2 separate regions of the Homo sapiens genome follow, and region 2 is linked to region 1. A link is a contact called in ENCODE Hi-C data. All regions are on one chromosome and are shown on one strand. Each heading gives the region's core, a stretch centred on a gene start or an enhancer-like site at or near the end of the contact. The rest is flanking DNA. Distances are from core to core; before and after follow the strand shown.

Region 1 (4,587 bases), core at 2,088-4,587:
GCCTAGAATGTTTTAGTACAGAAGGCAAGTGAGATTTTCTCTGTTTCTCCAAGGACTTTTGAAAAAGTGTAAAAGCACTGGGCCCACTGTTGAACCTTGCTATAAAAAAGTATTTTTGATACCATTTGTATCACTTTAGTAATAGGAGTTTTTCATATGTTGGGAAAATGGTTTAGCTTAACTCTATCATGGTAGTTGATAGTGATGAACTAACGTGGAATAATAGATCTGTAAACCATCATAGACGGTAATAGGCTATGTTGTTGCTACCTTAGGATCATAATGGACTTTCTAAAATTCAAGAGTACTCAAAGAAGTAAAATGAATATAAGTCTTGATTTCTGAAAGGGCTATGGTTCACTTGGAACACAATACAAACTGTGAATCATGTACACATGGGGAATAATGGTTTATACTAACTGCACAGTGCTTACCTTGAGAGGACTCTGTGCTATTAAAGAAAAAAATAACCTGAGCCTTCTGAAGTAGCTATAAACAAATGAATATTTAACTTCATAATAAAAATATGACTATTTTGTAAATGCACCAAGGTAGAAGTAACAAATCAACTATGGCAATTTTTCAGGTTTCTGTGGTTAAGAAACTGGTAACGTGGAATTTTAGTATATGTATTTCCAATCATATAAAAATAAAAAGTCATAATAAACATATTTGCAGAAACTTAAAAAAAGTTAAAATAACATCTTATTTGCAATGATATTAAATAATTCATACAAGTAATTTTTAGCACTTGTGCCTCTCAAGGAATTGTATGAATCCTAACATAATTAGTATCCATATATATTCCCAAATCAATATAGCCATGGGCATAAAATATATTAATGTGAAATATATAATTACATATCATTATAATTAACACCGCTAGATTTTATATTATGTATATCATTTTACATATGAAATTGGAAAATTGCATATATTTCAAGACATTCTATCCAAGCTGTGTTCTATCTTGAGAAACTTCCTGAAGATTGCGCTTTTCACATACGTCCTGAAAATTGATTTATACCTAAATAACAAAAAATGATCTATTTCAATGAACCTATCATTTAAATATTTTTGCATTTCATGCATATACATTAACATACTATAAAATATTTTCTCTAACTTAAAATCACCACAATGTTATGTTTTATAGGCCTAAACTAAAAAATACATAATTATGGCATTTATATACATTGACATGTTCTACTTTGTTACTACAGATTTTCAGAGGCAACTTAATAATTTAAACAAAATGATTTTATATAGAATAATATTAACTAGAGTAATAAATATTTTTATATAGACAATAATATTAAGAACTATATTCATACAGTTACCGGTCACAGTGGCTAAACTTTTGCTGATACGGATAAACCACTGTTAAAAAAAACAACAACCAGGGTCTTGTCAATGTTTCAAAATGAATTAAAATCAAATCCAGCAACAGGCCCTGAAATCCTTTATAAGCTCCTTTGACTAAATTAAAAAAATTAACTTGCATAATATGAAAAGTAAAAAATAAAATGTGCATTTATCCTATAGATTATAAATTTTTGCTAATAGAAATTGAGACACTAAATTAAACACTGATAGTTTTAACAGGTTTATATTTCCATGTCAAAGAGACAATTAACATTGCAGTAAAAAAATAATTACCCCTCCGCTGGCCTTTGCTTTTTGAAGCTATATATTCCTGGCGAAGCATACCACAAGGACGGTCATAAAAGTGAAGCCTCATTAAATTACTTTTAGACTTATTACACAAGTTTTAATTAGCATTGTACATATTTTAACTGTACATATATTCTTTCAGTTTTCCTGGTTATAGGAAATTACACTGGCTGTGTCAACATTTGTCAATGTGAGGACAAAACTACCTTGGATTCTGTTTTTCAAGAAGTAGGCCTCATTTTTAAACTGTGCTAACTGTCGTCTGAGATGACTAAAATACTATCAGTTGGGATTTCTCAGGAACAGTTCTACAGTTCTGTCGTTTGCTAAACATACGAGCATTGTCCCGAGCAGTTTCAATCACTCAGGCCGCCGGACCTCTACCTCTAACTCACAAAGAAAGCCCATTTCCCTGTTGGCTGCAAAACTCCCCCAAGAAGCAAGTGCTTGCTCCTCGCAGCAGTAACTGATCCTACGATCCTTGTTAGCATTTCAGGAAGTCGCTGCCTGCGTGCCCCGTATCTCACGGGTCCTCCACTCTCCTGGAAGGTGGGAGAGGGTGACCCCGCCGGGAGGCTGGGGAGAAAAAAGGCCGCCTCCAGAAAACTTAGATGGTTAGCAATAATTCTCCCCAAGGAGAAAGAAAGTGTGCTTGAAATACACCTTTCCTACTGTGTGTGTGTGTGTGTGTGTGTGTGTGTGTGTGTGTGTGTGTGTGTCTTAGTCATTCCCACCCAGGATATTCGGGACTCACTGACTTCTGAGGTGGGTTTAGAAGCTCTGTTCGCCTCAGTTTCCCACGATTGAGGGGCTGTGTGAAGGGAGGTCCAGGTTCAATGGTACTGCGAGAACCACATGTCTAAGTCGTTGTAACCCGAATGGGGAAGCCTCCACCGGCGGTTATCTCCTCCTCCTCCTAGCCTGGGCTAGAGACGAATTATCTGTTTACGAAATCACACCAAACAAAACAAGTGCCGAATGCGCCCCGGACTTTTCGAGGGCCTTTCCTACCTGGTCTTCTAGGAAGCGGCTGCTGCCCTAGACGCTGGCTCCTCAGTAGCATCAGCACGAGGGCCACAGCGGCGGGCGCCCCTGGCGCTGCCCACTCCCCCGTGAGCCGCGGGATGTGAACCACGAAAACCCTCACTCGCGGCGGGCCGCACGCGCGCCGAATCCGGAGGGTCACCAAGAACCTGCGCACCATGTTCTCGCCGCCTCCAGGGCCGAGCTCGGCAGCCGCTGCGCCGCCCTTTGGCACCAGAGGTGAGCAGCGCCACTCCTGCCCCCTTAACTGCAGACTGGGACCCACGCACCGCCCCCTGCCCATCTCCGCCCCGCAGGCGCGCACCCGCCTTCCCTGAGCGCGCCCGCCCCCCACCTTCACCCCCACCCCCACCCCACCCCCACTCCCACCCGGACCTCCAAGATCTCGGAACGGCTCTGAGCCCTGCGCACGCGGGAAGGGCTGCCGGAGGCGCCCGTAGGGAGGCGCGCGCGCGGGCGGCTCAGGGCCCGCGTTCCTCTCCCTCCCGCCTACCGCCACTTTCCCGCCCTGTGTGCGCCCCCACCCCCACCACCATCTTCCCACCCTCAGCGCGGGCGCCCCGCGGTGACGGCCCAGGGGCCGGACGCCTGGAACGCAACTCCAGGCAGCTCGCCCCCTAGCTACATCCGTCACCTGACACGGCCCTACCAGGAACAGCCGCGCTCCCGCGGATTCTGGTGCTGCTCGCGTCCCCGCTCCCCTATTCCCCTTATTTTATTCCTGGCTCCCCTCGTCGAAAGTCTTCCATTCTTCAAACTAGATTATTTAAAAATGAAAAAGGAAGAAAGGAAAGCGAGGTCATCTCATTGCTCTATCCGCCAATCAGGAGGCTGAATGTCAGTTTTGAACTAAAAGCCGCTCCGCTCCTCTTCTAGATTTGGAAAACAAGCGAAATTAAACTAAACCGCTGCACGCCTCTGACGCGACATCTGGACACGGCGCGGCGCTGGCGCTGCCGGAGCTGTCGACCCGGCCTGGCGCCGGACTAGGTAGGTGGAGTCGCACCCGGGGGTCCCAGCTGGGTCCGGGCGCCCATTCCCCTCCCAGCTGCCCGCGTCGCCGAGGGCGCCTGGCTGGGACAAGCACCGAGTCCTTTGTGTCTAGCCCATTTTTATTTTCGGTTTTAACCTTCACGACAGCCGCGGAGCATCTGAGCGCTTCTTCCTCTTTCCTCTTCCCCCGCGCTCCCCTCCCCTGCTGGCCGCTCCCCTCCTGTCGCCGCGTCCTCGCGTAGAATGGTTGTCTTGGCGACCGTTGGCCGCTGCCGCCTCCACGCTCTGCCCCGCGCCCAGACACCCCGACTCCCCTTGATCCCGCCGCCTGACTCCTCGGCGTACGTTCTCTCTCCGGTCTCCCCCTCCATGTCCCCTCCTCCCCTTTTCTTCCACATCACCGATCCTTTCTGGACTCTCTCCCTTCCTCCTTTCCAGCTGGGAGACAGGAAAAGCGGTCCTGTTTGGGAACAGTAAAAGCAGGGCAAGGAAAGGAAGGAGCGGCAGAAAGGAGGGGTGAGTCGAGGACACAGGGGCAGCCGGAGAATGCGGAGGAGCCGGGTCCTGAGCGCGGTCTAAGCGAGGCTCGGCTCTCGTCCAGGAACTCGGACGCGGGCTCGCCGGCTCTCCGCGCGCGGGAAGTCGAGCCCAGGACGCCGCCTTCAGGCCGGCGCGCTGACCCGGTGCCCCGACCCGGAGCCTGCGGTCTGCCTGGATCCGTCCTAAACCTCGCGGGCTGGACCCGCGGCCTGAGTGGGTGGGTGTGTGCCAGAGGATTCGGGACTAGGCCCAGCTCCGGGAACCTGGAAATGTGGCCCGCTTCTCAGTGGCTTCCTGTTCATGCGCTTGGGCCTAGTGGCCTAGTTGAAGAAGTGG
Region 2 (4,818 bases), core at 115-2,614, 640 kb before region 1:
AGTTTATTAGTGAATGAGCTTCTCTAGTGCTTTTCTTCTTCTAGGATATATTCATTCAGGTTCATGTGGTTGTGCTTCCCTGGGCACTCAAGATTCGATTAATATGGTCAAGGCCCTTTCTTTCATTAATTTATTTTATTTTTGGAGACAGAGTCTTGCTCTGTCACCCAGGCTGGAGTGCAGTGGCACAATCTCGGCTCACTGTAACCTCTACCTCTCGGGTTCAAGCTATTCTCATGCCTCAGCCTTCCAAGTGCTGGGATTACAGACATGCCCCACCACACCTGGCTAATTTTGTGTGTGTGTGTGTGTGTGTTTGTGTGTGTGTGTTTGTGTGTGTGTGTGTGTGTGTGTGTGTGTGTTTTAATAGAGACGGGGTTTCACCATGTTGGCCAAGCTGGTCTGGAACTCTTGAGCTCAAGTGATCCGCCCGCCTAGCCTCCCAAAGTGCTGGGATTACAGGTGTGAGCTACCCGACCCAGTCCATTATTTTGTTACTGGAGAAATATAGCACTTCTCAGGCTTTACCAATACCCCTAAGAGGAATTTCATTATTTTTTTTCAGGTGCATGTGGGTGTGGAAATTTTAATATCAAAATAATGTTATTTCCTTAGTATCACATCACTCACAAGGTATTTATCACATCAAGTTATTCCGTAAGTGTAGGCTCATCAAATCCTGATGATTTTGGAACTCTTTTCCCAAGGAGGGCCTTGCTTCTTTGTTGCCAAAATAATAAATGCCCCTGACCCTTGCTCTTGCCCCTAGAGTTTTGTGTGAAGGAGTATTTGCTCCCAGTGGTGACCCCCTCATCTCCTGACCCAGATCCTAGGTACCAAAAGTCTCAACACCCCTAGAAGGCTGATTGCAAAGGTTTGTTTTGTCTAAGTAGGTAAAGGAATTATCCTATTGTGATTATTTTATCTTTAGTAGTTAAATAATTTTAACTTTGCCAAGTACAGCTTTTATTCTTCAACTGTTTTGCTATCTTCAACTCTTTTAAACTATGGAACAGTTTTATGCTTGAAATTTCTGAGCTAGGCACAAAAGACTCAAAGGTAATGTTTCTCTTCAGAGGCTCATATTACAGAAAATGGTGACCCTCAGTTGTTCACCAGTTCAGCGTGATCTGTTAAAGTTCTTTGCTCCTCTGTCTATGTGAAACTTTGATCGTGCAGGGCAGTGAGCTCCCATGCTATCATGTTAAACAGTCATAGCCATCTTTCCTTTACTGATTGATTTGTGATTCTTCATTTTAAATTTAAACCTCAACAACAAATGAATTTTTAGAACGCCTTTTTAACGTAGTGGTTTACTGGGCAAAGTTTGTCTTGCTGCTACCACATTACATTCTAATTCACTATGAAGTCACACAAACAAAGGGAAATAAAAGAAAGGCAAAAGAGCCGCAGTGGTTTTCTTTATAATTTCCAGATTTTGTGGTTTTCTTGTCTCTTGTTTCAACTTTTCTAGAAAGTAGTACTTGACAGTTGTTTGTAGGCAGAAAGAAAACAGAAGCCATTCTGACTGTCATGAAAGTGAAAGAAGGGAAGTGACTTTCCCCTGACTAATTGCAAAGTGTAAGTTAGCAAAATTCAATGCAGCAAAAATTGAGGACTAGAGCCTCTGGCAGAGTGAAAACATAACGCCAATGTTGAGGTGCACAAAGGCAGAAAAATGGCTGCATCTGCCAGAGGTTCTAAGAAAAGCAATTCCTGGGTCAATGGACTGAATTCAGCTTTCCAAGACCAGCTACTTGACTTTCTTTCATATAATTCACATGTGATCAGCTCTAGACAGAAGGGAGAAGTCACACCAATCAATTCCCAAAAGCCTGTAAGCAGGCTGCAGTCGCTAGACAACCAACAAAGTTGTCTGGCAGGATAATGCATATTAGCCTTGCCTAAAGACTCCACCTAGTTAATAAATTTACTCAGGCAATGAAAACATAGCCTTGAGAAACCAGGAATTAATGGAAGAGAATTGGATGATCCCAAAAGATTCTATTTTAATCTGGATGATAATATCAAAAATGATAACACCAACATTTATTGCAGGCCTAATAGGGACCATCCACTGTTTTAAGATTTTCCTTTTTGAGACTGGGTGTCACTCTGTCACCCAGGCTGGAGTGCAGTGGTGTGATCCCTGCTTACTGCAGCTTGACCTCCTGGGCTCAAGCAATACTTCTACCTCAGCCTCCTGAGTAACTGGGACCACAAGCAGGCATGACCACATATGGCTAATTTTTTGTAGAGACCAGGTTTCACCATGTTGTCTAGACTGGTCTTGACCTCCTGGGCTCAAGCAATCCTCCTGCCTCAGCCTCCTAATATGCTGGGATTACAGGCATCAGCCACTGTGCCAGGCTGTTTTATGATGTTTTGAAAATACTATCTCTGTCCTCTCAATAACACTATTTGGATTATACTCTTTTATAAAACTATTGGGAGAGAAATATAAATCTGCAGGGATGAACTATTCTGACCACACCAATAATGCAAGGTCGAAACCTTAGGGAGAATCATTATAATGGCTTGACTGGAAGGACCCATTAAAGGAAGGGGGGATAGATATGAATTTATCAACCAAGGAGAGACCAGGGCATAAAATCAATACAGCAGAGAGGGTGAGATGACAAAGGATTCTGAGATTCATTTTGAATGCCAAACATTTGCTCGTGCTGTATAGAGCAACAGGGGGTGTGGTGTAAGTGAATTGAATTAACTGCCTTTAAGTTCTAAGGAAAAGTAGACTAAATATATTCCTTTTTTTTTTTTTTCCTTTTTTGAGACAGAGTCTCACTCTGTCGCTCAGGCAATGGCGACATCTTGGCTCACTGCAACCTCCACAGCCTGGGTTCAAGCGATTCTCATACCTCAGCCTCCTAAGTAGCTGGGATCACAGGCACCTGCCACCATGCCCAGCTAATTTTTGTATTTTTAGTAGAGACAGGATTTCACCATATTGGCCAGGCTGGTCTCGAACTTCTGGCCTCTAGTGATCTGCCTCAGCCTCCCAAAGTGCTGAGATTACAGGCATGAGCCATCATCAAGTGAAAAAATAATTAGTGATGTATTCAAAAATATACTAAAACAACTCTATTAACCCATCAACTACAAACTCCTGGAAGCCAATTTATTTTTTTACTCTTGAGTTTTTTTATGTATTAAGAATAAAGAAAAAGCAATGAACAATTTCCAGGACAGCCCAGCAGTACATGCTCTGATTTTTTGCTCCTTCAGGACTCACAGGTCAGCCTCCCCATCAAACATGTAAACTATAGAGATGTAAGATGTCCCCACCAAACATCTAAACTGTATAGCATCTAAGCAGCCTAAGGCTTTCACCAGATGCCCAGCACTTTGGGAGGCAGAGGCAGATGGATCACTTGGGCTCAGGAGTTCAAGACCAGCCTGGCCAACATGGTGAAACCCCGTCTCTACTAAAAATACAAAAAAAAAAAAAAAAAAATTAGCCAAGTGTGGTGAGGCATGTCTGTAATCCCAGCTACTTGGGAGGCTGAAGCATGAGAATCGCTTGAACCCAAGAGGCAGAGGCTACAGCGAGCCAAGATTGTGCCACTGCACTCCAGCCAGGGCGACAGAGCAAGACTCTGTCTCCAAAAATAAAATAAATTAATGAAAGAAAGGGCCTTGTCCATATTAATCGAATCTTGAGTGCCCAGGGAAGCATAACCACATGAACCTGAATGAATATATCCTAGAAGAAGAAAAACACTAGAGAGGCTCATTCACTAATAACCATCAACCTCTGCTTACTATGTAAACTATAGAGATCTAAGTTGTCCCCACCAAACATCTAAACTATATAGCATCTAAGCAGCCTGAGGCTTTCACTAGTTGCCCAGTCTTCCAGCCAGAAGAATTGTGAGCCAAATAAACATTTTTTTCTTTATAAATTACTCAGCTTCAGGTATTCCTGGACAGTGTAACTGAACCCAGGTGCAGCTGCTCACCCCTCGAAAACCAAACTCAAGAGATGATAGTTGCTGGGGTCGGGGGAAGCAGGTTCATTAGGAAAGCCAGCAAACTGAGAAGATGGTGGACTAGCATCATAAATACCATCTTAAGACAGAACCAATTTTAGGCTCTTTTTATGTTAAGGGCTAGCAGAAGAGGAGGGCGTCAGGATTAAGAGGAGACCTTCAACAGTAGACATCTGGGCACCAGCGAGGGTCCAAGGAGTTTGGAAAATTATTTGTTCTTGGTCAGGTCACAATGCTCCTACAGTCTTTAACAAAACATAGTTGTTTACATCCTTCTTCTTGAATACCAGAGTTAGTTTTAAAAACTACATGACTGTTGTTTTTGCACATTATCTCAGTGCTCTAAAATAATCCCAATCTATGTGCAGGAATGGGTGTAGGCCCCATAAACAAAATGGAGTTCGTTATGTTAGGTATTTTGCTGTCTCACTGCTACAACTGCAACACAAAACGAATGCTTTTAAAGGGCTGCTTGCCAAGGCAAGTCTGGCTTTAACTACAAACTCAGCCACATTGCTTAGTATGGTTGTCTTTGGCTGTGTATGGTTGTCTATGGTTGGCATTATAATAAATGATATTTTCCTGTCATAGTAGTAGAAAGTTTTATCAAAAAATAAATGTTTACAAAGTGAAAATTGTAAGGAACACCTCTTACAACCAAGCAGTTCCAAAGCAAACAGAAACAAATATGGTGGGCTCGCTGAGCACTTTCATGCATTGTTGTGCATCTGTATAAGTGTCATATGCTTTGTGAATTTTTGTTTTGCAATCATTTGTACTCATTCATTCATTTATTCATTTTCCAATG

Evidence for each region. Hi-C counts contacts between places; a loop is a spot of excess contacts on that map. Pooled maps may share reads with other maps.
Region 2: a loop to region 1 is called in a pooled map, with 5 times the contacts of the local background. The contact joins the enhancer-like site here to the promoter of CDKN2B-AS1 in region 1. A Hi-C loop is called at or near these places in 6 of 50 pooled maps.

The regions. Positions count from the first base shown.
Region 1 is chr9:21,991,454-21,996,040 of GRCh38, forward strand. It overlaps CDKN2B-AS1 (CDKN2B and CDKN2A antisense cis and trans regulatory RNA 1), which reads left to right and starts at 3,338. Exons shown (of 19, transcript NR_003529.4): 1 at 3,338-3,708. LOC124902130 (a long non-coding RNA gene) reads right to left here and starts at 2,575. Exons shown (of 2, transcript XR_007061436.1): 1 at 2,433-2,575; 2 at 1-1,027. It also overlaps a transcript of CDKN2A not described here. RefSeq lists silencers at 3,012-3,271, 3,592-3,791.
Region 2 is chr9:21,356,412-21,361,229 of GRCh38, forward strand. No RefSeq gene overlaps it. Among named protein-coding and RNA genes, the nearest start is that of IFNA6, 7.9 kb to the left of the region's middle. RefSeq lists an enhancer at 1,274-1,373. Within about 2 kb of position 1,365, at least 3 of the 41 ENCODE cell types and tissues checked have a DNase peak (open chromatin) inside an H3K27ac peak, as active enhancers do.